2 separate regions of the Homo sapiens genome follow, and region 1 is linked to region 2. A link is a loop called in an ENCODE intact Hi-C map of the cell type or tissue named here. Cell type or tissue: CD4-positive, alpha-beta T cell. All regions are shown on one strand. Each heading gives the region's core, and the rest is flanking DNA. Links, peaks and the distances in the headings are about the cores only. Region 1 overlaps PTGFRN (prostaglandin F2 receptor inhibitor). Region 2 overlaps CD101 (CD101 molecule).

The links. Peaks named below come from ENCODE experiments on the same cell type or tissue, not always from the same donor. Only the 100,000 strongest peaks of a DNase experiment are listed, where the experiment ranks them.
Region 1: a loop joins it to region 2, with 7 times the contacts of the local background. A loop is called at or near these places in 2 of 110 quality-filtered maps.

The regions. Positions count from the first base shown.
Region 1 is chr1:116,931,340-116,935,739 of GRCh38, reverse strand. All of the region lies in intron 1 of PTGFRN (prostaglandin F2 receptor inhibitor), which reads right to left. Among named protein-coding and RNA genes, the nearest start is that of PTGFRN, 24 kb to the right of the region's middle. In CD4-positive, alpha-beta T cell, for the core only: a CTCF peak has its summit at 685; DNase peaks (open chromatin) are centred at 669 and 1,949; H3K27ac peaks cover 404 bases.
Region 2 is chr1:117,005,531-117,009,930 of GRCh38, reverse strand. CD101 (CD101 molecule) reads right to left here. Exons shown (of 10, transcript NM_001256106.3): 2 at 1-81. Among named protein-coding and RNA genes, the nearest start is that of CD101, 6.0 kb to the right of the region's middle. In CD4-positive, alpha-beta T cell, for the core only: no CTCF peak of the experiment used is centred there; DNase peaks (open chromatin) are centred at 600, 2,570 and 2,910.

The sequences.
Region 1 (4,400 bases), core at 106-4,105, 74 kb after region 2:
CTCTCGGGGCAGTTACCACAGCCTCAGAGTACCTTTGATACCCAAGACAAAATAAGGGCACTTTAACTATCACCTTCATGCAGTGTTTACGTATATGTATGTGTATTTCATTGGAAGTTGACTCAAATATTTGGGGGTGGTAAGCAGAGTTTAAATTTCAAAAGACCAATAATTGAGATTTCTACTTTTAGATTTTTGCTTTTTGCTATCATAGAGTAGCTAATATCAGATCACTCCCCACCCCCTGCCCCCACCCTCACTCCCACTACAGAAACCATAAAAGATAGATAAAAGCTAACTGAATGCAGTGGTGAGCAATCAAGGCAGCCAGGCTCAAGGGTCCAAGATCACAGAAAGATACTGAAGTGGACTCAACAATACCCACTGCCTTTTCTCTTCAGATATTTGCTATTTTTAAGTGGTGCAGGCTAGAAAGCAAGTAGAAGTAAGTAACTCAGAGCTTCCAGCACCTTGTGGGGCCAAGAAGACAACTGAAGTTCAAGGATACTAAGAAGGTCAGAGTTTGAGGAGCAAGATCCTACGAAAAAAAGGCAACAGCAGAGAAGTGAGCTTGACATACTACATTGTTTTCCCCTCAAGGTAACTGACATGAAAGATACATTGAAGGGTATGGGGAGGTGGTAAGTGGCTGAGAAGCTAAGCAGAAAATAAACACTAGGGGGCTAAAGGTTAAGTAAAATTTTTGACCATTTCACAATACGGGGAAACAAAAACTAGAATTCTGAGTCCACAAAGGAAGGTGGTAAACACTCAGATTCTCAGTTACAATCCTGGAAGGGCTATGCTCTTGGAATAAGAGCAAAGCGGAAAAAGCAACTAGCTCTCATCAAGACTAAAAGACAGTCTCAAAGCATCTCAATTCCTCATTGGATAAAGATGAGCTTCTCTTACTCTACTGGCCTGTTAGGAAAAAAGTAAATCTTCTCAGATAGAAGATGACATCATACAAAGCCACTACAATTTTTCAGTGTTCAATTAAAACTTACCAGGTATTCCAGATGACAGAACCAAATAAACAAAAACAAAAGAGAAAAAATAAGACAATAGAAACAGACCTCCAGGGATCCAGATATTGGTTTTATCAGACACAGATTGTAAACTAACTATAATTAATTTACTAAAGAAATAGAAAACAGGATTTCACCCAAACTGAAATATATTGAAACAATCAAATTGAAATTTTAGAACTAAAAAAAAAAATACAATATCCGAAATTAAGAGGTCAATAAATAGGTTTGGCAGCAGATTAGATGCAGCACAGAAGAAGTCAGCAGCCAGGCACAGTGGTTCTCGCCTATAATCCCAGCACACTGGGAGGCTGAGACAGGAGGACTGCTTGAGCCCAGGGGTTCAAGATCAGCCTGGGCAACATAGTGAGACCCTGTCTCTAACAACAACAGAAAAAATTAGCCAGGCATGGTGGCACACATCTGTAGTTCCAGCTACTCAGGAGGCTGAGGTGGAAGGACTGCTTGAGCCCAGGAGATGGAGGCTGCAGTGAGCCATGACTGTGCCACTGTACTCCTGCCTGGGCAACACAGTAAGACCCTGTCTCAAAAAAAAACAAAACAATCACAAAAACAAAACAAAATAAAACAAAAGTCAGTAAAAGTTATCCAAACTGAAGCCCAGGGTATAAAAAAGAACTAAAAAAGCCAGACAAGAATCTATGAGACACAGTAAAAAGGCCAAACATATGTGTCACAGAGGCCCAGAAGGACAGGGAGAGACTGTAGTAGAATTAGGCATAATTTTTGAAGAGATAATGGCTAAGATTTTTCTTAAACCAACAAAAGACATCATGCCACAGATGCAAGATAAGATATGTATCATAAACAGAATAAATACAAATAAAACCACACCTAGGTAAATCATAGCAAAACTACTGAAAGGCAGAGAAAGGAACAGGAATACAACTGATGGCTAACTTTCAACGGAAATGATGCTCATGAGAAGACCACAGAATGACATCTTTAAAGTGATGAAAGGAAGTAACCACCAACCTAGGATTCTATACAGAGAAAAAAAATCCTCAAATAGGAAGGCAACATAAACATGCTTTCAACCAATTCTCAACAAGGGAAAAAGAATTAATTGCACCAAAAATAAGTACTAAAGGGGGTTCTTCAAATAGAGGGAACATAATCCCAGTTGAAATCATGGAAATGTGAGAAGGCAAAGTGAGCAACAGAAAGAATAACTATGTGGGTAAACCTACTGAATATTGACTATAAATACAATATTAGTAATGTCTTCTGGAATTCAAAATATATACATAATTAAAACATATGACATCAATAGCAGAAAAAGTGAGGGGAGGGGTGGAATACATTGGAGCTTAAATGTTGTAAGGTCTTTCATTATCCTGGAAGTGGTAAAAGGATCACTAGTAAACACTAACAGATCACTGATACGTGTTCTAATCTCTAGAGTAACCACAAAAATGAAAGACTGAATAACAAGCTAATTGGTGGGGGAGGGGGAGGGTAGAATAAAAAATACTTGATTAATCAAAGACCCCATAATTTCAGCTAAAATCATATAAGCATTTCTCATAGTATTTATTTCATGATGTATTCAGTTTGATTTACTATCAAGTCTCCCAGTCTCTCTCCACAACAATATTAGAATCGAGTAAGAGGAAGAATAATAATGTACAGTGTTTCTTACATGGCATGCACTGACTGACTGAGCCAGGCACTATCCACAAATTGTCTTAATCCACAGAAGACAACCATAAGGTAGCTATTACCACCCCTATCACAGATATGAGGAAATTGAGAATCAAAGAAGTTGAATAACCTCCTGAAGGTCATAACAGCTATAACGTGAGGGACTCAAACCCAAACTTGATAGTGCAGCATAAGCCAAAGATAGGTCGGATTTCGTTTGCCTTCAATTGCATTATATATTATCATCCTCTGTTGATTTTTTGTCTTTAATCTGAGTAGGAAAAAGAAACAGCTTAAAATTCCCTATATTTCATATTCTCCATGGGCAATGGAACCAAGATAGGCAGCAAAGTAACACAGAAATGAGTCACTGAAAGAAGAAATATTATATATTTTCAATGTGAAGTAGACAGATGAGAGAATAGAAGAAACTGGATTGTTAAAAATTTCTTCAAAAATTTTTCTGATGTACTACCTTTGTTATTTTAAGTGATACCAACTTTAACACCACGCATATTTATACTCAAAAATGGTGCAGAGAACTTTATTCCAAAATCATACAGGAGGGACTTTTAGAAGTCCTCTGCTCTGACTTCTCAGCAGTAGAAAATTAACAACCAAGAGTTAATTGTTTCCCGATTACCATTTCCCTACCTCTGGAATACTCAAGAAAGTAATTAAATGCCTTCGACTTTCTTCTATCAGGTGGAATCGATGGGGACAGGTAGAAAAAGGCAAGTTCTTCAAAGTAAACAACTACTCCTGCAATGTTTATTTAAATAAGTGCTATTGCCAACCATGAGGAATCATTAAGAAAGACAAGGCAATGAAGACTACACTTCATTTATCTATGCTTTTCCACCTCCTTCTGATATCCATGGGAAATGGATTTTATTTCTCAGGTTATCATCAACATTATTCTAAATCAAGACCTGCAGAGTATAGCATATTTGCTAAAAATTCTTGCAATTGTTTCTATTTCTGCTCAAATTTTATTATTTCACTGAGCTGCCTAGAAGCAAACAATCTGACTTTCCAATCTGAACCATTTGTAAGATAAGTATCAGCAGTTATTGAATCCAGTGGTACAGGTGAGTTGAAATGCTGAAACTAAAGAGGTTATGGTTTTCAGCATGCCTTGTAAATGGGTGCCTAATTCCCACTTCCCGAGTCCTTACAAGGCTTTTAGGAGAGACTCGGGGCCTATGGATTGCCACATGGAGTTCCCAGTCCACATATGAGCTAGAAATGAATGCACAGAAAGTCAAACTTATAAAACCTTATAGTGCCTTTATTGGAGTACCTGACTCAACAAATGAAAAACCTTTGTCTCCTCAAGTCTGCCACTGAGAGGTCTGACAGGAAAGGATCATGCCAACTTTCATCTAGACAGTCCCTAAGTCATGAAAATGCAGCAAGGCACATTAAACAAGCTATAGACAGCAGAGAATGTGTAATGAAGTCACATATGGCAGAACTTCAAAACCCCATCCAGAAGCAAATAAGGTTCTACTAGAACAGTGCTTATAATCATTAAAAAAAAAAAAAAAGAAAAAGTTCAGCTAAGACCTCACTGAGATACACTAGACAAATGTAAGATAAGATAACTCATTCAACACACAGCTACTGAGCAAAAAGTCCCTGTGCTAGGTGATAAGTGAGAGTGAAAGGTTAGTCAGCTTGTGGATCTTCTTTTAAGGCACGTAT
Region 2 (4,400 bases), core at 262-4,261:
CAATGCTGACTGGGTAACCTTCAGCTCTAAACAGTGGTCCTTTCTGAACTGTTACTTCTCTCTGGCCAATGCTGAGCTTAGCTTGTAAGTAGGAGAAAGAAAGGGGAATAAAAAGAGATTAGTGTTCCAGTTCCCAGTGTACCACGTTATGTATTTCCCTGTATTACAATTCTGGTAAATGAGATCGCAAGTTATTAGCTATAATTGACTCAAATGTTCAACATCTTCTTCAGGCTGAGCAGCAGTGGAATTGCTTGATGAGTTAATTGTTCTTTTATAACTTTAACTTCCATAGTAATCTTCAGTCTCTTAAAAAAATTTAGCTTCATCAATGTAACACGACCACTTCTATAAAACATCTGCTTATCGAAGTGTACTTATTTTAAAGCAAATAAATGTATGGTAACTTTACATTATTTTCTGAGAAAATTTGGCATATACTTCCTCAAGTCTCAAATTCCAGGGTGCCTGCCATCGGGCAGTTCCCAGAGAAGTAGTTGCTGGAGACGCAAAGTCTAGGGCTCTGCCCTTGGTGCCATGATTTTTCTAGCTGGTTGGTTGGAACTATCTGTAGCTCCTAGCCAGGTCTGTTGCAAGACTAGCCAACATTAGCATCTGACGAGGCAGCAGCACTTCCTTTCTATTCTGTGGAGGTTTTTTTGGTTTTGTTTTGTCATTTCTTAAAGAGCCACTATAGCTTTACTGAAAAGCCTCCTAATAGATGGCTAGAAAATCCAGCAGGTTCTGGGATTAGAATTTATTTTAGCTTTTTTCTTACCAAAAGTTTTCCATTGGGACCACTAGGGAATGTTTTCTATTAGAACAAATCTGAAGTATTAGGTCTAAAGGAAAAAGCATGATTAAATGGTAATATTTCATTTGACAAATTTTTTAAATCAAGCATTTTTCAGAAATCAAAAAGCATATCTTTACTTACTATGATTGATATTAAAGGCTAGTTCATTTTGTGTTGCAGAAAGAACAAAGACATGCCACAAGAGTGGTCAGTTCTTCCACTAGGGGCCCAGGGTACTGTAAAAGGGAAGACAGGGTTGGAAGACACCAGAAGGGCCAGACAGGGAGAGATTGCTGGCCTTATGGAGTTAACCGAACAGAGTTCATACGAAGATGAGTAAGAAGCAGAGCCTCTGCTGCATTTTGTGACTCCACAGGGACAAAGAGTAAGGAGACCAGAGTGGAAAAAAAAAGTGAGGGAAAGGAAAAAGGACATTACAGAGAACATGATAAGGCTGAGTATAGGAATCTGGGATGAAATGAAAATAATTCTAAGGGATAGGAGGGAACTACAAAAAAGGGCAAAAGCACAGAAAAGGTAAGTGGTCACCTGATGCAGTCAAGTGCATATATTTCATATATGTATGTTCAGTCTAAAACTGGGAAACCAACCAATGCCCAACCAACTAGTCAGCCAACCACACACATTTCTAGTAATAATTTTTTTTTTTTTGACACGGTCTTGCTCTGTCACCCAGGCTGGAGTGTTGTGGTGCAATCTTGGCTCACTGCAACCTCTGCCTCCCAGGTTCAAGTGATTCTCTTGCCTCAGCCTCCTGAGTAGCTAGGATTACAGGCATGGGCCACCACGCCTGGATAAGTTTTATATTTTTAGTAGAGACGGGGTTTCACCATGTTGGCCAGGCTGGTCTCGAACTCCTGACCTCAAGTGATCTGCTTGCCTCAGCCTCCCAAAGTGCTGGAATTACAGGTGTGAGCCACTGCGCTCAGCCTCTATAATAATTTAGAATACACTAATTTATTCATAAGTCCAAATTAATGTGACATATTTATATCATGCTTTTTTTGTAATAAGAATCTAGGAATACAAGTTAGACCACCTTAGAAAAATGTAAATTATTACTTACCAACAAGTTATACTACAGTGGCAGTTTAAGACACTTTTCAGTAATGTCGTCTTAGAGAAATGTGTGCACCAAGCTATGTGTGAAAGAATATGCACAGCTACACTGCTCATTAAAGCTTCAAACAAGAGACAACCCATATGTCCATCAACAGTAGGCTGGATAAACTGTGGTACAGTCATAAAGTGGAATGTTATATAGAAACAAAAATCAACAATTACAACTATTTGCAATAACATGAATGACTATGTTCAAAGCAAGATACAAAAACACTTCTGAATCCTTGTGACTATATACAGAATGATCGTACTGTTTATAAAGTTTAAAAACAGGTGAAACCACACTGTATTATTTAGTGATGCACACATAAAGGGCTGAAATCATTAGCAAAAAGGCAGGAAATGACCAGGCGAGGTGGCTCATGCCTGTAATCCTAGCTCTTTGGGAGGCCAAGGTGGGCAGATCACTTGAGGGCAGGAGTTTAAGACCAGCCTGGCCAACATGGTGAAACCCTGTCTCTACTAAAAATACAAAATTAGCCAGGCATGGTGGCAAGGTGCCTGTAATCCTAGCTATTCCAGAGGCTGAGGCAAGAAAATCGCTTGAACTCAGGAGGCAGAGGTTGCAGTGAGCCGAGATTGCGTCACTGTACTCCAGCCCGGGCAACTCCATCTCAAAAAGAAAAAAAAAAAAGCAAACTAGGAAGTGGTTATCATGAAAGTCAGGAAAGTGATTGCATGGTGTTTGTGATCTGATGGGGCACACTGCGGGCTGGGTGGGTGCTTCTAGGGTCTTGGCGATATTCTATTTCTTGACCTGGGTAGACATTATACAGATTTTACTTTGTGCTTATTTGTTAAACTGAAAATTTGTTTAACAAATTTTAAATTTATTTTAAAATTATTTTAAACAAATAATAAAAATTTTCTTATGTTGTATTTCACAATAAAAATATTTTCTTAATGTGGCTTTTGAGGTACCACTAACCCACATATATCAAGGCATGTTTCTACAAACAATGTTATTTTTGGTGGCTAGGCAACACTTCTCGAACGTTTCCCATCACTTTTCAGCAAGATGGGTACCACGTTTGAAAATTTTTATTGTGAAAACACGCACTTCTTTTTCTACTGCTTTATTTGCCAATTCAATAAATATTTATTCAACCACTTATAGTATTTCTCATGCTTGAGGGACTAAGATATGAAGATGAATTTAGGCTAGATTCTGACTTCTGGATTTCATAATCCAATCAAGTGGATAGTAGTCACCTCTCTATGGAAAACATATAATAAAAGTGCTTCAAAAATTTTGAAGAGGGACTACATTTTGAGGGGAGGGAAATAGGTTTATGGAGATGGCATAAGAGATGGCATTAGAAATGGATTTTGGAGAATTGGGAAGATTATGACAAGGTAAGTGGGGAGACAGAGCATTTTAGGTGAAGGAGATTTCATGGCAAGACTCTGAGTAGGAATCAAAAGACTTACTCAAAATTAAAGAGTAATCAACTGGATGGGGGAGGGCTGCATAAAGATTAATAGAAAGAGGTAAAACTGGACAGCAATTTTTGGGTCCAGAGCAGAAAGGACTTGACTATCACATTTAAAAGTTTGGACTTGATTCATTGGCAATGGGGAATCCACTGAAAGTGTTTAGGAGGTTTTAGGAAAATGAACCTCACAGTTTGTGTGCAGAATGATGGAAGTTAGAAATAGACAATCAGGTAATTGTAGGAGCTCAGGACAGAGGTGACAAAAGCAATAGGGATAAAAGTAAAGGTACTATAACTGAGCTACTGTGGAGACAAAATCTGTAGTTTTCAGTGCGTTGGATGCTTGGGAGTAGCAGGGTTAAATGGCGAGATGAGAGGTAGGAAGAAATCAAAGATCATAGGTTTGATAAGGCTGCCTGGGAGAATATTGATACTCTGACTAGAAATACAGATATTAGGAAGAGTTACTGTTGTGTGTATAAGGGTGAGTGAAAATATAATGCATTTAATTTTAGAAATACTAAATTTGAAGACCATGGAATAGACAGGAAGGATATCCAGCAAACATTTTGAAATATTTAAATATAGATATTTATATTTACATATAAATTATACATATTTTCAAAGGGTTAAATAGACTTTAACCCTTTGAAAATATTTGTAATCGAATCCTTTCAAAAACCCTGTGATATTCCCATATTTAGTTATGTAAAAACTCCTAGGATTTGAGCCAGACTTGAACATATTAATAGATCTGCAAATGCCAAATCCATGGCTGTCCCCATTGTTTCTTGTTGGCTCCTGTAAATGTCTGTTTGTAACTAGGGAGAGTTCTGAACTGTTAGATGTAGATTAGGTCAGTTACATACAAGTGTTGGGAAGTATTGGGGAACAGAAGGAAGAGGACTAAGGAGAGATTACTAGGGAATTTCTCTCTTTAGGGGATGGGATAAGGAACAAAACTTACAGAGGGAAGAGTTAGATGGAGGGCAACTAGGACACAGCGGCTGGAAATCAAGGGAAGA